Linked DNA regions of Homo sapiens: region 1 is linked to region 2. Evidence: chromatin contacts called from ENCODE Hi-C or POLR2A ChIA-PET data. All regions are on one chromosome and are shown on one strand. Each heading gives the region's core, a stretch centred on a gene start or an enhancer-like site at or near the end of the contact. The rest is flanking DNA. Distances are from core to core; before and after follow the strand shown.

Region 1 (5,478 bases), core at 2,691-5,190, 3.5 Mb before region 2:
CTAAATACTATCCATATTATATCTTATATGTTGGCCTAAGTTATTGTCATCTTTTGACTTTAATACATAGTACTTCAGCTGAAACAGTCAATATTTTTCTTATGATGTTTGTGGGAACAAAGATATGCTCAATACAATCATGTTACAACATCCAGACTGAATGAAGATGCTTCACTCTTTCTTTGGGACTGAAACTAACATTAACGCTCTGCTGCTGGTTATTGATATACAGATCAGATTTGTAGCCATTGGCTGACTAGCATTACGAATTTAAGTCTCAGGGCATTATATTTCAGTGTAGTATTTTCACATTTATCGCTCAAAAACAGGAATAAAATCACTTCTTCTTGTCCAAAAGATGTTCTGAAGAGTAGTGAATGGAAAAAAATTCCATCTATAATCTGATTTTTTTCACCAGTCTTATGACTTGAATATAAACTTAGAGATGCCTAACTTAAAAAATAACTACAACTTTGCTTATATTCATAATCTGGTAATTATTCCACATTTCAGGCTTGATATATGATAAGGAATTTTGCCATCTTTCCCAATGTTTCAGCCTGGATGGCTTAGATTCTTAGTCAACTAAATTATAATAATCTACTACTTTGAAACTATAATAAAACAATCATCTCATTACAAGAGTTACATTTCTTCTTGAAATTACTTTTCCATTTTGGGCCTTGTGGGAAAAGCTGTTAAGAACTCTTCTGCAATTGTATAAATCTATACTTTGGGCTTAGATGTTGAGGCATTAGAAATGAATTCATCATTTATAGATCATATATACCTTTAAAGATAGGCACCTTATTTCCTAAAGCAAGTAAATTAATTTTTTTTTCCACTGAATGCCTTTTATCAGCAGGGGATCTTTTTTCCCCCCTGAGCGCTTGAATGAGTTCCCTTTTTCTTCTGAGTTGGGGTATTACCATTCTATGGATAAATGAAGACAGAGACTGGATGAACAGATATAACAGATAGAGTCAGAATCAGAACTTAGAACTCTCAAACTCTGAGTTAATGAAAAATTTTCCCATAATTGTCTATGTTTAGGGAAAGGTAAGCTTTCAGCCTTCCAGCTCCAGATAGATCAAGGGTAGAACCTCTGGGAAGTTCTTTTCTGATTTGTATAGAAATTACCCAGAACCCAAGTTTCCTGACCATAACCTGTTGATCTTCAAACATTTAAGAACCAAATGGTGTGCCCTAAGCACTCTGCTATTATCAGGAGGGTGAATTGACGTGTGTGTTGGTGTGTGGATGGAGAGAGGTGTAAACCAAAAATAAAATTCTAAGCACCCCCCACGCCCCACCCCCTGCCCACCCCGCCTTCCCAGGCAACCCTCTGAACGGACTAATTTGTCAACCAGGGCTCTTGTAAAATTTATCCTGAAAGACTGGTTCAGGCCATGAAGGGATGTGAGGGTGGGACGTGCCCCATTCATTATATATCAACCAACGGACTAATTTCTCAACCCAGGCTCCTGTAAAATTTATCCTGAAAGACTGGTTCAGGCCATGAGGGGAAGTGAGGGTGGGATGAGCCCTGTTATATATCAACATGGAGTTCAAGTCTGATAAGAAACATTTTACAACCTATTGTCTCTGAACCTGCTGCCTGGAGACTTCATCTGCATAATAAAACTTTGGTCCCCACAAGCTCTTATCTTAACCCATACGTTCCTTTCTTTGATCTCAGGTCTTTAGACAAACTCAACCAATTGTCAACCAGAAAATGTTTAAATTTACCTATAGCCTGAAAGCCCACCCGCTCCTTAGAGTTGTCCAGCCTTTTTGGACCAAACCAATGTATTTCTTAAATGTATTTGATTGATGTCTCATGCCTCCCTAAAATGTATAAAACCAAGCTGGACCCCAACCACCTTGGGCACGTGCTCAGGACCTCCTGAGGGCTGTGTCACAGGCCATGGTCACTCATATTTGGCTCAGAATAAATCTCTTCAAATATTTTACAGAGTTTGACTATTTTCGACAACAGACGTTACACAAAATCCTCTCCTATGTAAGACTATCGGATGTGTACGTGATGCCCGTCGTAACACTGGTGTGAAAAGCTGGACTGGGGGGTATGTGCCTGCATGTAAGTGGAGGTGCCCAAGGGGATTTCTCTTCACAGCTCATTGAGCATAGCTGACTTGCTAGCTATGGTCTGACACCTCCTGATTTCAGATCTGCCCTGAAAACAATTACATGAATATGCCCCTGCTACTCAGTATACTACTAGGCTTGGAGTCTGAAGTAGACCTCCAAACCCCATCCAATCAGGTAAGGGAGAAAAACGATAGCCCAACATTCCCTAGTGCTCATAATGTATTATTCCATTATTTCACTTTTTATCCCTTCTCTCACAGATAAGAAAAGAAAAAGCTCTACTTCTTTAGGGTTCTTGGACGTAGACTCTCCACAGTTCATCTGGGGTTGTTCATCTCCACTTCTTTTTGTATCCCAGGGCAACTTTCCTGCAGTTTCCCTAATGAGAATATTTTCCGGACTAGGCAAGGGGCGGCTTGCCCCGCCCCCTACTCTTCTCCCTGATCAGGAGCTGCGGCCAGCTACCTGGCGCCGGCCAAAGTCAGGGGAGCGGGGAGAGGCGGCGTCACCTCCTCCACGCTCCTCCGGCCCCATTCAATCTAGCTATTTGCACTCGGCTCTGGCTCTTTTCCGCCAGCTGCGGCTGTTCCAGAAGCGCCGGGCTGCCGGTCCTGGCCTCGGCAGGGGCCGTGCGGGACCGAGGGGTGGCGGCCGAGGCATGTGGGGCGGGTGGGTTGCGCGCTGCTGGCACGGCGCGGGGACCCAGCGCGCCAGGCGGGAAAGGGGGGCGGCGGCGGGCGGGGACCCAGACCCGGAGGGGCAGCGGGCGCGTAGCGGGCCCCAGGACGCCCGGCCAGGGGATTGGCCTCTGCACCGCTGCTCAGGGCGCGTCCCTTGCCGCCTCTGGCGTCGACTCAAGCCTCCTCCTCCGAGCAGCCCTCAGTGGCGCCGCCTTAGTGCTCTGGGTCGAGCCCCGGGAGGGTTAGCCTGGGGACGGCAGGGGCGTGACCGTGGCGCGGAAGTAGGTGAGCAGCAGGGCGGCGCGCGGCGGTCAGGCCGGGACAGCCAGAGGGGCAGCGACATCTGCGGGCGGGCGGGCGGGAGGCGGACGCTTCCCGGGCGGAGCAGGGCCCTCCGGAGGACGCAGGCCGCGTCGAGGCTGAAGGGCCTCCCTGTCCGGGACGGTCAGCTGCCAAGTTCGGGCCCTTAGCGCGTGGCCCCGGGCCGCGGCTCGGAGCGGAAGCGTCGCCCCTGGCTGCGCGCTCATGCTGGTCCTAGCGCAGAAGACCCGGCGAGGTCCGCGAATTTTGGCTTAGCGTTTGTCAAGTCACCTCGAGCGACTCGGAGAGAACCCGGCTTTCCCACTAGGGACGGTGATCGCAGTCTCTTTCCTTTAGAAAGTTACTCCGATACTTTTGATCATCTGTCCATAGTAAGGAGGAAAAATAGCGTGGTTTGTCCCCGGGTGAGGGAGTGTTGGAGGATCCCGTCCAGTGGGAAGAGCCAGTTTTAGCGGAGCAGCGCGTCCAGCCCGCTGACACTTCAGCCTGGTAAAGGGTTAACTGCATCCTGCCGGTTCGGTTTACATGTAAATAGAGAGCAGCTGCTCCGCGCGGCCCCGGCTGGCTCTTTTAAGTTTTTGATTGGTTGCCAATGACATCACCGCCCGTGTTTTAACACCGAGGACCCAGAGCAGCTTCGGATAAACCCTCCTTAAAGAGATGAGGCCACGCCTTCTTACCCGCCCCCTAGGCTGCCCATTGGTCGCGGGGCTCTGTGAGGTAGCGGTCGGCTTTCTCCGGATTCTTATTGGCCCAACCCGCCGTCGGTCGGCGGCGAGTCCGCCCCCTCAGAACCTTACATTTACAGTGTAGCAAAAGAGAAAGTAACTATGTTGCTGCTGGAGATCAATGAAGCCGAGTGAATGGGGGCTGAATGTGCGAGTCCATAGCTGAAGAGGAGCGCCAGATGGTGGAGGAATACACTTATTTATGAAGTAAGTGGAAGTCACCGCGACTACTCCTGAGAGCCCGGGACTGGAGGTGGAGGATTGTAAGGCGGTGCTTGTGTGAGTGTGAGTGTGTGTGTTTGTGTGTGTGTATCTGTGTGTGTGTGAGAGAGAGACAGAGACAGAAAGATAGAGATGCGATGCTGACGGAGGAGCTACAGCAGGTAGGGTTATAAGGTTCCGGCCGTTGGCTCCTGCTACCCTGTGCGTTTACTCCCTGCAGTCTACTTGGATTTGGGGCGAAGAAAAAATGAGGTTTGTTGGGATGCTTTGCGGCAGTTTTAAATGCTCGGGGCTCATTAGTGCGCTGTGTGCCGAGGAGTGAAGCGGGGGGCGGGGGGATGTTAAGTGCTCCAGGAATGGGGAAGAAGCATTCTCTAACCACTTAATTTTCTCTCCAGCTCTTGCCTAGTGGTGGAAGGGAGAGGGGATAGCTCAGTATTTCTCTGGGAGATTTTCTGGGCCAGACTGGATGGTTTCACGGGCAGTATGTACGCCCGACCCTCTGCTGCAGGGATGCAGGTCTCTCTATACACTCCGTGTGTGTGTGTGTGAGCCTTGAACTCTGTGTGGAGGTGGGGGTCCCAGCGCGTGTCTCTGTGAACACGCTTATGCGTCCCTCTCAGAAGAAATGGTATGTTGATCCTGGACGTGTCCTACCAGGTAACACAATAGCAAAGACTTTCACCGCTTGGTCCAACCGGGAAACAGTTATAGCTTCTGGAATAGAACTCGCTCTTCAGAAAAAATACTACGCAAGGGAAGGGGGGTTGACTCCTTCGCTCCCATCCAAAGGTGGGTGAGAGAAACCCGAGTCGTTGGAGATCTGCCGACGTGATGGGTGCGTGCCCCGTGTGCGCGCGTGAGTGTGGATTCCGCCTGTGACACTTTGGTTCTGTGTCAGAGAATGGTGACGGTCGTGTGTAGACGGATGAGAATGGTGACGGTCGTGTGTAGACGGATGATAGATGGCATTTTTCCTGATAGCTCTTAAAGTTCGTTTAGGTGAGCGTCTCTTGGCGTGGGGTTTGGCGTCTTTGCTATGTGCATGTCTAATAGAAGAAGAAGAGTTAGCAAGCCTGAGTTGTAGAGTGCCCCTGTGCCTACAGGAGGAAGGAGCTGTCTTTTTGCAGACACTCTGAAATCAGAGATAGATCCGGTGGGCAACAATTCACTGTCCCTTTCAACGAGTACAGGCTAATTGGGAGGTCCTCTTTACGGAATCAGTACTCTTGAAGGGGGGATATCTGTATGGGATTGAAACCTTATACAACGTGGCTGCCTCCCATTGAGAGAAGCTCTAGGATGCACAGTCTGTGCCAGCCAGGGAGATGAAGAGGGGAGGAGAGCCCAAGTTGTCCTTTCCAGGCAGGAATGAGGGCGGGGGCAGGTGAGAGAGCAAAGGGTGAGGGATTTGC
Region 2 (5,504 bases), core at 504-3,003:
GGAGGTCAAGGTTGCAGTGAGCCCTGTTTGTGCCACTGCACTCTAGCCTGGGTGGCAAAGCAAGACCCTGTCTCAAAAAGAAAAAGAAAAATCCAATTTGTAAGCAGTACTGACATTTTGCTCCAAATATAGCAAATATAGTACTCTTCCCTTCTTGAACAATAGTGTTTGAACTAGTCTAATGAATTTAAAAAATATCAGAACCAGAAGTTCTAATTTTGGCCCAACAAATAGTTTGTTTTCCTTAACAATGTGGCAGGAGATGAAGACTCTAATTACCTAGGAATTGCAGTAGCATATGACACTTTCTTCTTGGTCCTGGAAGTCCAGGTTAATTCATTCATTTACTTAAATATCTGTGAAGGACCCACAAGGCAATAGGAACTGGGGATACAGTAGGCTCTATTTTTATGGAACTTATATTCCAATTGGGAAAGCAGCAAATACATACATCAAATGGTTTGGGCAGGGTTGAGAAAAAATAAAGCAGGGCAATAAGTCAAAAAGTGAAGAAAAGAAGGCAGGAAGAAGAGTAGTGGTGGTACGTTACATAGGGTAGTCAGGGACAAGTCTCTCTGGTAAGGCACTGGATCAGAGGCTGGTGAGGGAGAGACATGCCAAGCATTTGAAAACTATTCTAGGCAGCGGAGCCAACAAATGAAGAAACCATGGTGTGGGAGCATGTTTAAGGTGTTAAACACAAGCATACCGGTATGGCATGATTACAGTTAGTGGTTTGTGAGGGGCATATTGGCCTATGACAGACAACCTGGCCCAAATCATACAGCCTAAGGATTTTGGATATTATATACTGAGATGAGAAGCCACTGGATCATCTCAAACAGACAGCGGGCATAATTAGAAATACGTTATAAAAGAATAGCTCTGTCTGTTTTTTGGGTATCAGCTGGTACAAAGGAGCAATAACTGGGCAGTAGGAAGTCAGGGATTACCTGCAATTCCTTGTAACCTAATAAGCTGGTGCCAAGAATGATGGTAAAGAGGAGCAACAGACACAGCATGGTTGAAAGCCTCAAAAACACATCCTTCCTTCCTTTTATTATCAAGCGTCTCTGAGAGACATAGTTATCAAACACTACCAGTTTTTAATCGACCTTAACCACCAAACTCTTCTTTCATTCACTATTATTTAGTCTCTAAAACACGCACACATCTACCGCACAAAAAGTCAAGTACACCCCCTTCTTCCTCTTACCTCTTTTAACCTTTTGCTTCTTACACCCTATGAGACCCATTCTTCTCCTGTTTTCAAGTACCCTCTTCCTTTCACCCTTTGCTACTGTAAGTTTCTCGGTAGCTGCAGGTGTTTCACCCATTTTATTATAATTAATAATGGTGACCCTGAAAATACCTAGTAAAAGAATGTGGAAACTCAAAATTACAGTTGACAGCGTTACTTCTCTGAACACGACTTCCCCAAGCCTCCTCACTAAGCCAAAGTCGCCCCTCTGAAGTGGTGCCAAGATAAAACCCAGGTGGCTAGCAGCAAATGAAGTCGCAAGCGCTGCTTGACACGAACTCAGCCCCGCCTTTCCTCCCAGACACCAAAGCTCAGCCCTACCACATTACCTTCACTATCAGAAGTGTCTGTGGCCTCGTCTTCCAGCACCGACGCTACGGCTCCAGTTACCATTTTCATCTTCTTCTTTGGGGTCTTTTTCAGGTTTTCTTCCTCACTCACACGTGAGTCCGGAGCGGCGGCTGCCATTTTTCTGCGCCGGAAGCGTCACCTGACAGTTGCGTCCGGTGGCAACCAGAGGAACTTCTGCATTTAGTGCCGGTAACACAAGGTTCCGGGGCGGGGTCGTCTAGCCCAGAGTTCCGGGGCCGGAGCCTCAGAATGTGACTTGGAGAGAGCTCTGAATGGCTCGGTGTGTTTACGCGAAGTCCGTTCCAGGACGAAAATCAGCGGCTGAATGGCCTCAGCCGACTCCTCCGCTAGCTCGCCTGTGCCCTGGTCCTCCGCCCCAGTGCGTCCCCAGCCCGTCCCCAGCCCAGCGCGGTCCACTTTGATTTCCTAGCCTCGGCGGCTTCCCTTGTCTGCTGCCTTAATGTTGGTTTAGTGTCCTCCTCAGGTGTCTCTTACGTGCCCACTGAACGCCGCAGCAGCTAGGACGCGGGACAGATCCACTGGGGGCCGATAATTAGAATACGATCGTATCATCCCCCCGCCCAAGATAACACGCGAGACCTTTCTTGCAAACCGAATAGACTCACCTTCTTTCCCTGGGGCGGGTGTTGAATCCAACCGCACCCTTCTCCCTCGGACCCGGCTGGGGCCTGGAGGGTTTCTGGCGCCCGACTGCGCAGTGCAGACCGAGGGTGCGAATACCTTGCTATCCGCGCGAGGATCCTGCCTCCCACCCGGGGCTAGCTTTTCTCTGAAGTTAGCCTCTGTCACCAGCTCCTAGTTCCATCGAAGCACCTACCACAGTCGGCCTTCATTTTCCCCCCTAAAATGTTGGCTTCTCGCAGGAGGGGAACGTATTTCATTTACCATGTCCCCTCAAGGTTAGCAACAGAAGTTGGCCTGAAGTGAATTTTCCAAAAATATTTTTGGAAGGGATGAATGAATCAATGAATGAGTGACAGAATATAACTATTGACAAAGTTAATGACTCAGATGGATAATGCAGCAAACCTTTACTGGCTAGACTTGTTCTAAAGGCTTTCCCCAAACTTAGCGTTTTCCCTTTCCCCTCTTAAGGAGGTTCATAGATTGTGATACCCATAAGTCAAAAACAAAAACAAGAATCCTCATTTTGACATATTCCAGTAGATGTTTATGTAGGAAATAAATATATATTCACATCCTAAAAACTCAATACAACATTTTTAAACTTGGTTTTTAATTTTTTTGTCTTTTAAGAGAGAGAGGGTCTAGCCGGGTGCGGTGGCTCACACCTGTAATCCCAGCACTTTGGGAGGCTGAGATAAGTGGATCGCTTGAGTCCAGGAGTTTGAGAACAGCCTGGCCAACATGGTGAAACCCCATCTCTACTAAAAATACACAAATTAGCCAAACGCAGTGACGAGTGCCTGTAGTCCCAGTTACTCGGGAGGCTGAAGCAGGAGAATCGCTTGAACCTTGGAGGCGGAGGTTGCAGTGAGCGGAGATCGCGACTCTGCACTCCAGCCTCGGCGACAGAGCGAGACTCTGTCTCAAAAACAAACAAACAAAATCTACCACCACCACCACCAACAACAAAAAATTGTGCAGAAAAAAAATGACATTTTGAATACAGTTGGTAAGAGATGAGATTCCAGTTTAAACCTTTAAAAAGTGCAGGTATTGACCAGGCGTGGTGACTCATGCCTGTATTTCCAGCACCTTGGGAGGCGGAGGCGGGAGGATCTCTTGAGGCCAGGAGTTAAGAGACTAGGCTGGACGACATGGTGAAACCCCGTCTCCACTAAAAATACAAAAATTCGCCAGCCATGGTGGTGAGCACCTGTAGTCCCAGCTACTCAGCTACTCAGGAGGCTGAGGTGAGAATTGCTTGAACCCAGAGGGGCGGGGAGGGGCAAAGATTGCAGTGAGCCAAGATGGCAGGTATGGTGGCTCCAGCCTGTAATCCTGGCTTCTCCAAGGCTGAGATGGGAGGATCACTTGAGTCCAGGAGTTCGAGGCTGCAGTGAGCCATGACTGCACTACTGCATTCCAGCCTGGGTGACAAAGTGAGACCCTTACTCTTGACAAAATAAAAAGGGGTGCACTTTAGAGGTGCCCTTTAGGATGCTGCTGATGCCCAGCAGCTCTCACCATCCTGCTCAGTGTGATCCTTTCATTACCACTGTGTCCTGATCTGGAACCTATTTTTTTGCTGTCTTTCATAGCTAATGCTTGCTTTTGCCTAGGGCTAAATGTAAATTGGAACAAGGAGTTCCAAATAAAGTTGGGAATGCACTGGAGAAAGTTGTAGAGAAGGAAGCAAAGTTAAAAAAAAATGATTGCAGTGGTTCAATGGAAAACATGTTCCTGCATATTAAACACAAAGTTCCTGCATTAATGTTAGTGTTATTTAGTGATCAAGAAGTGATGTTTTGTGCATTTAACATGTTAATGTGAGTTTACGTATATATAGAAATTTTTTTTGTGTTTAGTTGCAATTTAAGAAATTGCCTGGAGGGTAGGAATGGCTGATTTGTTACACATTCACATTTTTCTTCCTTTAAAATAATATAAAATAGGATCCAGGTTTTTATCCAGAAGTCTGATTTTCAGAAATTGATTACTGCTGTTAAGTTGGAGATACCTATGTTAGCTTATTTAATCTTCACAATAAGCTAATGAGTTAAGTACTATTATTTTTTCCATTTTATAGATGAGGAAACAGAGGCACAGGGTAAATAACTGCTGACCGTCACACAACCAGTACATGGCAGAATCACATTCAGACCCAAGCACTCCACTGCAGAGTCTGCTCAACCACGGAGTTGCACTGCCCACTCAGAGGGTTGTGCTTTATCACTTAGCATACAGTCAGAATAGGCAACAAAAATTTCCTTTTTTCTTCCTGTTTTTTCTTTTTTTAAATTTTACTTTACATTCTGGGATACAAGTGCAGAACGTGTAGGTTTCTTACGTAGGTGTACATGTGCCGTGGTGGTTTGCTGCACCTTTCAACCCGTCATCTAGGTTTTAAGCCCTGCATGCATTAGCTATTTGTCCTAACGCTCTCCCTCCTGTCACACCCCAATCCCCGATTGGCCCTGGTGTGTGTTGTTCCCCTTCCTGTGTCCATGCGTTCTCATTGTTCAGCTCCCACTTATGAGTGAGAACGTGTGGTATGTGGTTTTCTGTTCCTGCGTTAGTTTGCTGAGGATGATGGCTTCTAGCTTCATCTATGTCCCTGTGAAAGACATGATCCCATTCCTTTTTATGGCTGCATAGTATTTCCTAATGTCTATGTACCCGCATTTTCTTTATCCAGTCTATCATTAATGGGCATTTAGATGGGTTCCATGTCTTCGCTATTGTAAATAGTGCTGCAATAAACATATGTGTGCCTGTGTCTTTATAGTAGAATGATTTATATTTTTTGGGTATATACCCAGTAATTGGATTGCTGGGTCAAATGATATTTCTGGTTCTAGATCCTTGAGGAATTGCCACAGTTTCTTCCACAATGGTTGAACTAATTTACATTCCCACCAACAGTGTAAAAGCATTCTTATTTCTCCACAGCCTCTCCAGCGTCTATTGTTTCTTGACTTTTTAATAATCACTATTCTGACTTGCATGAGATGGTATCTCATTGTGGTTTTGATTTAGGCAACAGAAATTTCTAACAAGCACTGGAATTCATGAATTAAAAAAATAGTTTCTGCTGTTACAATGAACCAAAATAGCTGACAATATTGAAACGGAATGCCCACTGTATGGTGGAAATAACTGAAGTCACCTAAATGCTTGTGTAAGAGTTTTACAAACAAACCTATGCTAGTTATCAGCTTATTGCCTCTCGGCTCTAAATTCATCC

Evidence for each region. Hi-C counts contacts between places; a loop is a spot of excess contacts on that map. ChIA-PET counts read pairs that join two places held with the same protein, here RNA polymerase II (POLR2A). Pooled maps may share reads with other maps.
Region 1: a loop to region 2 is called in a map of CD4-positive, alpha-beta T cell, with 9 times the contacts of the local background. The contact joins the promoter of DUSP10 here to the promoter of RRP15 in region 2. A Hi-C loop is called at or near these places in 1 of 168 maps with a recorded cell type or tissue (CD4-positive, alpha-beta T cell) and 5 of 50 pooled maps. POLR2A ChIA-PET finds 5 or more read pairs at or near these places in 1 of 52 experiments (B cell).

Annotation. Positions count from the first base shown.
Region 1 is chr1:221,740,551-221,746,028 of GRCh38, reverse strand. DUSP10 (dual specificity phosphatase 10) reads left to right here and starts at 3,940. Exons shown (of 4, transcript NM_007207.6): 1 at 3,940-4,048. RefSeq lists silencers at 2,704-3,183, 4,904-4,953 and enhancers at 2,957-3,594, 3,404-3,603, 3,934-4,123, 3,595-4,232, 4,233-4,870 and 1 more.
Region 2 is chr1:218,281,542-218,287,045 of GRCh38, reverse strand. RRP15 (ribosomal RNA processing 15 homolog) reads right to left here and starts at 1,753. Exons shown (of 5, transcript NM_016052.4): 1 at 1,591-1,753. The coding sequence starts at 1,729. RefSeq lists enhancers at 1,496-1,775, 2,306-2,375.